Regions from separate parts of the Homo sapiens genome. Here region 1 is linked to region 2. Evidence: chromatin loops called from intact Hi-C (ENCODE). Cell type or tissue: B cell. All regions are shown on one strand.

Evidence for each region. Hi-C counts contacts between places; a loop is a spot of excess contacts. Peaks named below come from ENCODE experiments on the same cell type or tissue, not always from the same donor. Only the 100,000 strongest peaks of a DNase experiment are listed, where the experiment ranks them.
Region 1: it touches region 2 in a loop (8-fold over the local background); 1 of 110 quality-filtered maps calls a loop at or near these places.

Annotation. Positions count from the first base shown.
Region 1 is chrY:20,724,889-20,728,888 of GRCh38, reverse strand. It overlaps the pseudogene TBL1YP1. Among named protein-coding and RNA genes, the nearest start is that of RPS4Y2, 29 kb to the left of the region's middle. In B cell, no CTCF peak of the experiment used is centred here; a DNase peak (open chromatin) is centred at 2,488.
Region 2 is chrY:20,796,542-20,800,541 of GRCh38, reverse strand. No RefSeq gene overlaps it. Among named protein-coding and RNA genes, the nearest start is that of RPS4Y2, 42 kb to the right of the region's middle. In B cell, no CTCF peak of the experiment used is centred here; DNase peaks (open chromatin) are centred at 861 and 1,931.

The DNA of each region.
Region 1 (4,000 bases), 72 kb after region 2:
AACAATTATTTACTCTTTGTAATTGAGGCCAGCAAATTATAGCTCATGGATGAAATCTAGCCACCAGCTGTTTCTGCATAAATAGTGTGAGTGGCACTCCACATGTTTTCACATTACCTATCGCGACTGTTATGGGTTAAACTGTGTCCCCATAAAATTTGTATCTTGAAGCCCCAATTTCTAGGATCTCAGAATAAGGCTATATTTGGAGACAGGGACTTCACAAAGGTTAAGCAGTGTAAAATGAGGTCACTACAGTCGACCCTAACCCAACGCGACTGCTGTTCTCATGAAAAGAGGGGATTAGGACACAGACACCTACAGAGGTACGACCATGTGTGGAAACGGGGAGAAGACAGCATCTACAAGCCAAGGAGAGAGACCTAAGAAAAAAACCATCTCTGCCCTCACTTTGATCTCAGGCCTTACCGGGCACAGTGGCTCAGGCCTGCAATCTTAGCAATTTGGGAGGCTGAGGCAGGTGGATCACCTAAGGTCAGGAGTTCGAGGCCAGCCTGATCAACATGGAGAAACCCCATCTCTAATAAAAAATACAAAATTAGCTGAGTGTGGTGGCACAGGCCTGTAATCCCAGCTACTTGGGAGGCTGAGGCAGGAGAATCGCTTGAACCTGGCAGGTGGAGATTGCTGTGAGCCGAGATCATGCCATTGCACTCCAACCTGGGCAACAAGAGTGAAACTGTCTCAAAAAAAAAAAATCTGTTTGCTGGTGCACAAACGTGCCTGCACGCACGTGCACACACACACGAGTGCACCATGCATGGAACATATGCATGCTCTGAACTTACATACATGCTGAAGTGGCATCTCTACAGGTTTATAGAGGAGTAGTATGTACAAGTGGAGCAGGTTCTCTGGATAGAAGTTCAGACTCACTGACTGACTTGCCATGTACTCTCTGGCAATCACCTAACAGGGAATGATGTTCTCGGATTTTGCAAAGACTAAATAACCTGATGTCCAGTGTTTGGGGCCCAGTGCAGTCGGCAGAAACCGTGAGCTCAACGATTATACCACAATTTGGCCAAAAACACTCAACATGGAAGGCGAGAGGCTGAGACCAAACGTGTCCACGAATTAAACCCTTTTGTTTATGATGGGCAATAACCATGCGTTATAGGAGTGTTCCCAGATTAGCAGTGCACGCGATTTCCTAAAGTTGAAGATGAGAATAAAGAGGGGCAGGTTGAAGGGTTGTGATTGAAAAAATGGAAGGGGAAGCTTTTCCGGCTTGATCTTAAGCAAACACTAGAGAGCAGTTTCGAAGACGCTGATAGCAGACTTTAAGAAGGCATTCGGATTGGCCGAGATTTAGAAGAAAAGAATCAACACAGAGAAGCCCAACGAACTTCAAGAGCCTGCACACTCACTGATTGCATGTGCTCCTTTCTCTTCCCCATTTACTGTTGCCTCTCCATTCTTTGGTGGATTTTGCTGGGAAAGGGCATCTGGTGTCATGGTTGCCACCTTTGCCATGGCTGCTGCCTCTGCGGCTGCTGCACTGGCTTGTTGCTGAGAGAGCTTCTCTCCGAACTTCTGCTGCTGCGTCTGCACCACGTCAGGAGTCACGGCGTCTGTCAGGGACAGGGACTCTATGGGTCGGCTGTCGAACACCACCATCCAGGGGAAGCAACCCAAGGGACAGCCATCAACTCTCGCGGGTGAGCGTTCTGGGAACAGTCTCTACTTTCTGGGCAGGAAGGGCTCCGGGAAGTGGAGCATAAACAGCTGGCTCTCAGCAGCCAGGGGGCCGCGGCGGAAGCAACAGGGACCCGGAGCCGGGGAGCCTGGGGTGAATGATTCCATGGTGGGCAAACGGCGAAGAACATGGCGAACTGTTGTTAAGAACTAGGTGTGACCGCTGTTCTGAGTATCAAACCCAGCTGCGGCATTCAGGACAAAAAGGCCATTTATTCTTGACAAAATGTGTTATCCCTGATGCAGTGATTCTCAACAGGGGTGTGACTGTGCCTCCTTGGGGGATATTATGCAATGTCTGGAGACACTATTGGTTGTCGCAACTAAGAGAGGATGTGTGGTCCTGGCATCTGGTGAGTGGAGCCCGGGGATGAGGCTCAACACCCTGCAGTGCCCAGGATGGCCCCACTACAGAGAATCACGCAGCCCCAAATACTGAGTGCTCTACTGGAGAAGGCCTGCCCAGGTGCTATGGCAAGTGTGCAAAATCTCTGCAAATGACCATCCATTATATGGGAGGGTAACACTTCAGAAGCCGAGCCCAAATGAGATGCCCACACCATTTAGGCCTGGATTCCAAGTCCATCTGTCCAGGGGATTTAATAAAATAGTTAACAACATTATTTCGTTCTGATTCATGTTCTTTTGTTTTGTTTTGTTTTTGATTCTGTGATTTCCATCTACCACAAAAAACTTTCCACACGTGTTTAAAAATATAGGAGGAAGTTCTTTACTTGTGAAGCATGTCAAATATACAAATCACCTGAAACTCAATGTGCCTTGTGGTAGTGTCTGGTACATACGCAAACTTTTTTTTTAATACTTTAAGTTCCGGGGTACATGTGCAGAATGTGCAGGTTTGTTACAGAGGTATATATATGCCACGGTGGTTTGCAGCACCCATCAACCCGTCATTTGCTTTAGGTATTTCTGCTAGTGCTATCCCTCCCCTAGCCCCCAACTCCCTGACACGCCCCATTGTGTTCCCCTCCCTGTATCCATGTGCTCTCATTGTTCAACTCCTGTTTATGAGTGATAACATGCAGTGTTTGGTTTTCTGTTCTTGTGTTAGTTTGCTGAGAATGATGGTTTCCAGCTTCATCCGTGTCCCTGCAAAGTGATCTAAACTTGAAGACCTCGGAAACAAGGAAGAATTGAAGAATTGAAAAGCTCATATTTCAGCTGAAGAATAACTAAATGAAACATCACCCCAAATGATTTCTGATTATAAGACAATATTCGAAATAAGGAAAACAATACAACCTATGTAAGGAACTAGCTGCATGGAGCTTGCAGTGAGCCAAGACCACACCACTGCACTCCAGCCTGGGCAACAGAGCAAGACTCTGTCTCAAAAAAAAAAAAAAAGGAACTAGCCACATCACCTCCTCAGCCACTCTTGGCCCTGATTCTGGCCATGGAGTGGGCAATGGTGACTGATTGGACAAGACGCTTCCATACCCCCTTCCTCCTGAAAGCTATCCTCCCACCTTGGCCTCTCAAAGTATGGGGATTACAAATGTAAGCCACCACCCCTGACCTGTCTTTTTAATGCCTAGAAACCACTGTGACAAATGGGACTGTCTTTTGTTGGCCCTCAGACTGCTGGAATCTGGAGTGCCGAGGAAAGGAAGCTATGAAAGCTTCTCAACAACGGAGAGGAGGAAGGCAATGAGCAGAGGAAAATGGAGTCACAGCACCCTGACACCTAAGATCTGCCTAGCCTCAAATATATGTTCTCCTTTTGAGGCAGAAAAATAGGATCTGGAGACAGGAAACATAAGGCCAATTCACACTTCAGCTATGACAGGAAATTTCCTCTCCATAGGCCGTATGCCGAGTAAATGACTTTGTATCTATACCTCATCCTTTCCATTTACATAGAGCATACACCAAGTAACCAATAGAATACTCTAGGGACTATTTAAACTCTTCAACTCCCAAAAATTCTGTAACAGGGCCTTTGAGCTCCTGTGCTTAGGCCTGCTCACACACTGTAGAGTGCACCTTCATTTTCAATAAATCCCTTCATTCCTTCCTTGCTTCGTTTGTGCATTTTATCCAGTTCTTTGTTCAAGATGCCAAGAACCTGGACAACCTCCACCAATAACATATTTAGGTGAGCCAGCCTGGAGAAAATTCAGGAAAAGCTAGACCCAAAGTTTGGGATTCATTTTTCTCTTTCCTTTCTGCTCCATACAGGGGAATCTCTCTCTTTTTCATTTACTTTCCAACTCGGGACTCTTGTTGGGCAGTGCCTAAACATTAAAGCAACTGTAGG
Region 2 (4,000 bases):
AAAAAAAAAAAAACTCAAGAGAAAAGAAAACAAAATAAAACCAGCAAACAGAAAATGAAGAGCTAATGAACATATCAAAAATTAACATTAAATGTAGGCTGGGTGCGATGGTTCGCTCATGCCTGTAATCCCAGCACTCTGGGAGGCTGAGGTGAGAGGATCACGAGGTCAGGAGATCGAGACCATCCTGGCTAACACGGTGAAACTCTGTCTCTACTAAAAATACAAAAAAAAAAAAAATGCACCACCAGGCGTGGTGGCATGCACCTGTAGTCCCAGCTACTCAGGAGGCTGAGGGAAGAAAATCATTTTAACTCAGAAGGTGGAGTTTGCAGTGAGCCAAGATCATGCCACTGCACTCCAGCCTGGGCGACAGAGCGAGACTCCGTCTCAAAAAAAAAAAAAAAAAAAAAAAAAAACAACAACAACAACAACAAAAAAAACAAACAAAAAAAAGTAAACTATTCTAAATAGTGTAAATACAACAAAAATATGGAGATTAGCAGTGTGAATTTTAAAACATGCCCCACACGTATACTATCTATAAGAAACTCACTTTCACATAAAAGTAGAGACAGGATGAAAAGTTCAAAAGTAAAAAAGAAAAATGTATCATGCAGACATTAGAAGAAAGCAGGAGTGGATAGACATATTCACCAGATAAAGTAGACTAGAGAAAAGAAAATTTTCAATGATGTAAAAGATATTATATAATGATAAATGAAACTAGTAACCGAGAAGAAACCACAATCTGTACTGTCCATGCAGCAAGAAACAGAACTGAAAATATGTGAAGTAAAACCTAAAAATATAAAAGAAAAAGACAAATCTACAATTACAGTTGGAAAGGACAACATCCTTTCTCAATTTACAGAACAACTTGAAAGAAAACCAACAAAGAAGAGGACTCAGCAACACCATCAACCAAAAGAATTGAATCAACATTAATGGAACGTTCCACCCAATGCCAAATACACATTGCTTTCAGGGTTCCTGTGCCATAAAAGAAAACTCAACAGACATAAAAGACTTACAATAATCCAGTGTGTTTCCCAACCACAATACAACTAAAGTAGAAATCAGTAAGACAAAGAAAAAAACAGGAGAATCTCCATACACTGGGAAGATAATCCTTGGGTCAAACAAGAATCCTTTAATAACGAGAGGATTTAAAAAAAATTGTCAAGGAAAATAAAACAATACACTGAGCTGGATAAACATGAAAATACAATACTTCAGATCAGATGAAGGTAAAAGCAGTGCTGACAGGTAAATTTATGGCATTAAATCAAAACATGAGAAAACAAAATGTATTTCAAAAATGTACACTTCTATTTTAAGAAGTTATATATAGAAGACCAAAATTAACTCATTTTCTTTGTCTGGGCTCAGTCTTTAGGACACATGTCTGCTGGGCCGGTGTACACCTTAAGCACTTTTCTGCACTCTGTCCGGTCTCTCTGATTCTTTAAATCCCACTTCATCTGGTACCAAAACCTGGGAACTGGAGACAGCAGATTTCTGTATCCTTTGCCTGTGGGACTGAGGCCCCAGAAGAGGGGAGACCTGAACCCCTCGGCACCACGGGAGGACTTCAGCCCATAAGGGAATTGGTCCTCCTCTGTCCTGGTGCCCTTCCTGACAGCGCAACAGAACCGGCAAAGGAGATTGCTGGACAGTGTCAGGAGCTCTGTGCAGACATATGAACTGCAGTAAGGGTCTGAGCCTTAAGGCAGGACCCGTCCCCAGGGAGCGTGATCACCTCCCAGGGTGAGACAACTAGTCCGACCCAGAGGGACTGGGGACAACAAGAGAGGCCCCTTGATTCAGATGAAACTCATGCTCCAACCGACATCGAATGCGAGAGAGGCTTATAGGTCGGTCGGAAAAAGGAAATGAAAGTGGCAAGAGGGGCTCGCAGCTTTAACTAAAGAAAGAGAGAGAACAGAGGAGATTCAAGGAAACTGAAAGTGGCGGGGGCTCGCTGCTTTAACTAAAGGCCAGTACGGGAAATGGGGAGGTGTGTGAAAGTATGTGAAAGAGACGGTCTGAGCAGAGGCCAACTCGGGATGTGACGTGGGGAGACACAGATCTCTTAGCACAGACTGTGTGTTCCAAAGCGAGTGTGGGACGAGCCAGATCTAGGGCATTGCATACAGCCAATAGGAGCTGCTTCACGGCTGCAGCTGGCTGTGACAGGATTAAGGTATTCTCCTGGCTAAGCAACCCCCAGACTTCCCGTAATAGGACCCCGTCTGGTCAGTCCAGGAGTGAAAGTGACAGCAAATGCGCCTCTCAAGGCTGGAGATGGAAGGAAATGCTTCGAAGGCTACTGCATTGGAGTATATGTTGAAAAATTTCAAGAAAGGTTTTAATGGAGATTAATGAAGTTAAATTGACTCTCAGAGATTGAGAACTCTCTGTGAAATGGATTGGCCTTTTTTTAATGTCAGGTGGCCGACTGAAGGAACAATAGATAGGGAGATAATTGGCCGTGTGTTTAGGGTAGTAACTGGAACCGGAGAACAATCTGGGCACCCCGATCAGTTCCCATACGTTGACTCCTGGCTGAGGGTCATTGAAAATCGCCCCAAGTATCTGCAAGTCTGTTTTGAAAACTACTGTAATACCTTGGTAACCTGTGCCAAATTACACACAGTAAAAGTGTCCAAAGAGACTGTAGAAAAAAAGAAAAAGCCACGAGGAGAACAGAAAAAGCCTGTTTTGCAAGCCCGACCTGAGGAGAGGAAAATTCCACCTCTCTATGTCCCAATATATCCATCTCTGGCAAGGCTAAGGCAGGATGCCAAACAAGTGGTCCTAGAGGAATAAAGCTCAGAGGAGAGTGATTTAAGGTTTCACCTGGCAGGGAAGAGTTAGAGCCCCTGTCTGTAAAGACTAAGGAAGAACCTCAGGATAATGAGATCAGGCTGCATCCAAGCTTTGCAGATGCCTCTCGGGGAGACACAAGGTTATATTTATCATGATGAACAAGGTCAAATCCGAGGAGGGCAGGGTCTTTTTGTTTACTAGCCTTTCTCCACCACTGACCTAAACTGGAAACAGAATACACCCTCCTATACGGAGAAGCCCCAGGCCCTTACAGACTTGATGTGGTCCATCTTTCTGACTCATAACCCTACCTGGCCTGATTGTCAACAACTTCTTTTAGCATTATTCAATATGGAGGAATGTCGTAGAGTGGCACAAGTGGCCCTCCAGTTGTTAGAAAGCAATGAACCAGAAGGCACAAACAATGTCAAGCAGTATGCACCGGAGACAAAACCAGGCAGAAGGGTTACAAAACCTGCAATGGTATTGAAAGGCACTCCTTAACGGAATAAAGGCAGGAGGAAAAAAGACAATGAATATGGGAAAGGTCTCAGAGGTTCACCAGAAGGCTGATGACAGTCATAGTAAATTTTATGAAAGGCTCTGTGAAGCATACTGCCTTCACACTCCATTTGACCTAGAGGCTGTAGGGAACCAGTGCATGATTAACAGGGCATTTGTGGGCCAGGCACAAGGTGGTATCAGATGAAAGCTTCAGAAGTTGGAAGGGTTTGAAGGTATGAATATCACCCAGCTTATTCAAGTGGCTACCATGGTGTTTGTTAATTGAGAGGAGGAAACCAAGGAACAGGCAATGCCAAAGCTAAGAAAAAGGCTGATTTGTTGGCTGCTGCCATGGTAGAAAGAGAGACTGGATTTGTGAAAGGATGTGGATGTAGAAATGGTTGTGGACATGGTTGTGGAAGAGGACAAGCTAGGCCAGGGCAAGAGGGCTGGCTAGGCTTGAGAGGGATCAGTGTGTGAGATGCAAACAGAAAAGGGAATTAGAAGGATGAATGTACAGAAACAGAAAAGGATGGAGGCAACAGCCAAGGACCTGAGACATGGCAAAGGCCAGCAGCTGCTAGCCATTGCATTTTGAAGCAAGAAGCTGACTTGGTCGGCTTGGCAGGAATTGAAGAATATGAGGACTGAGACAGACCAAGCT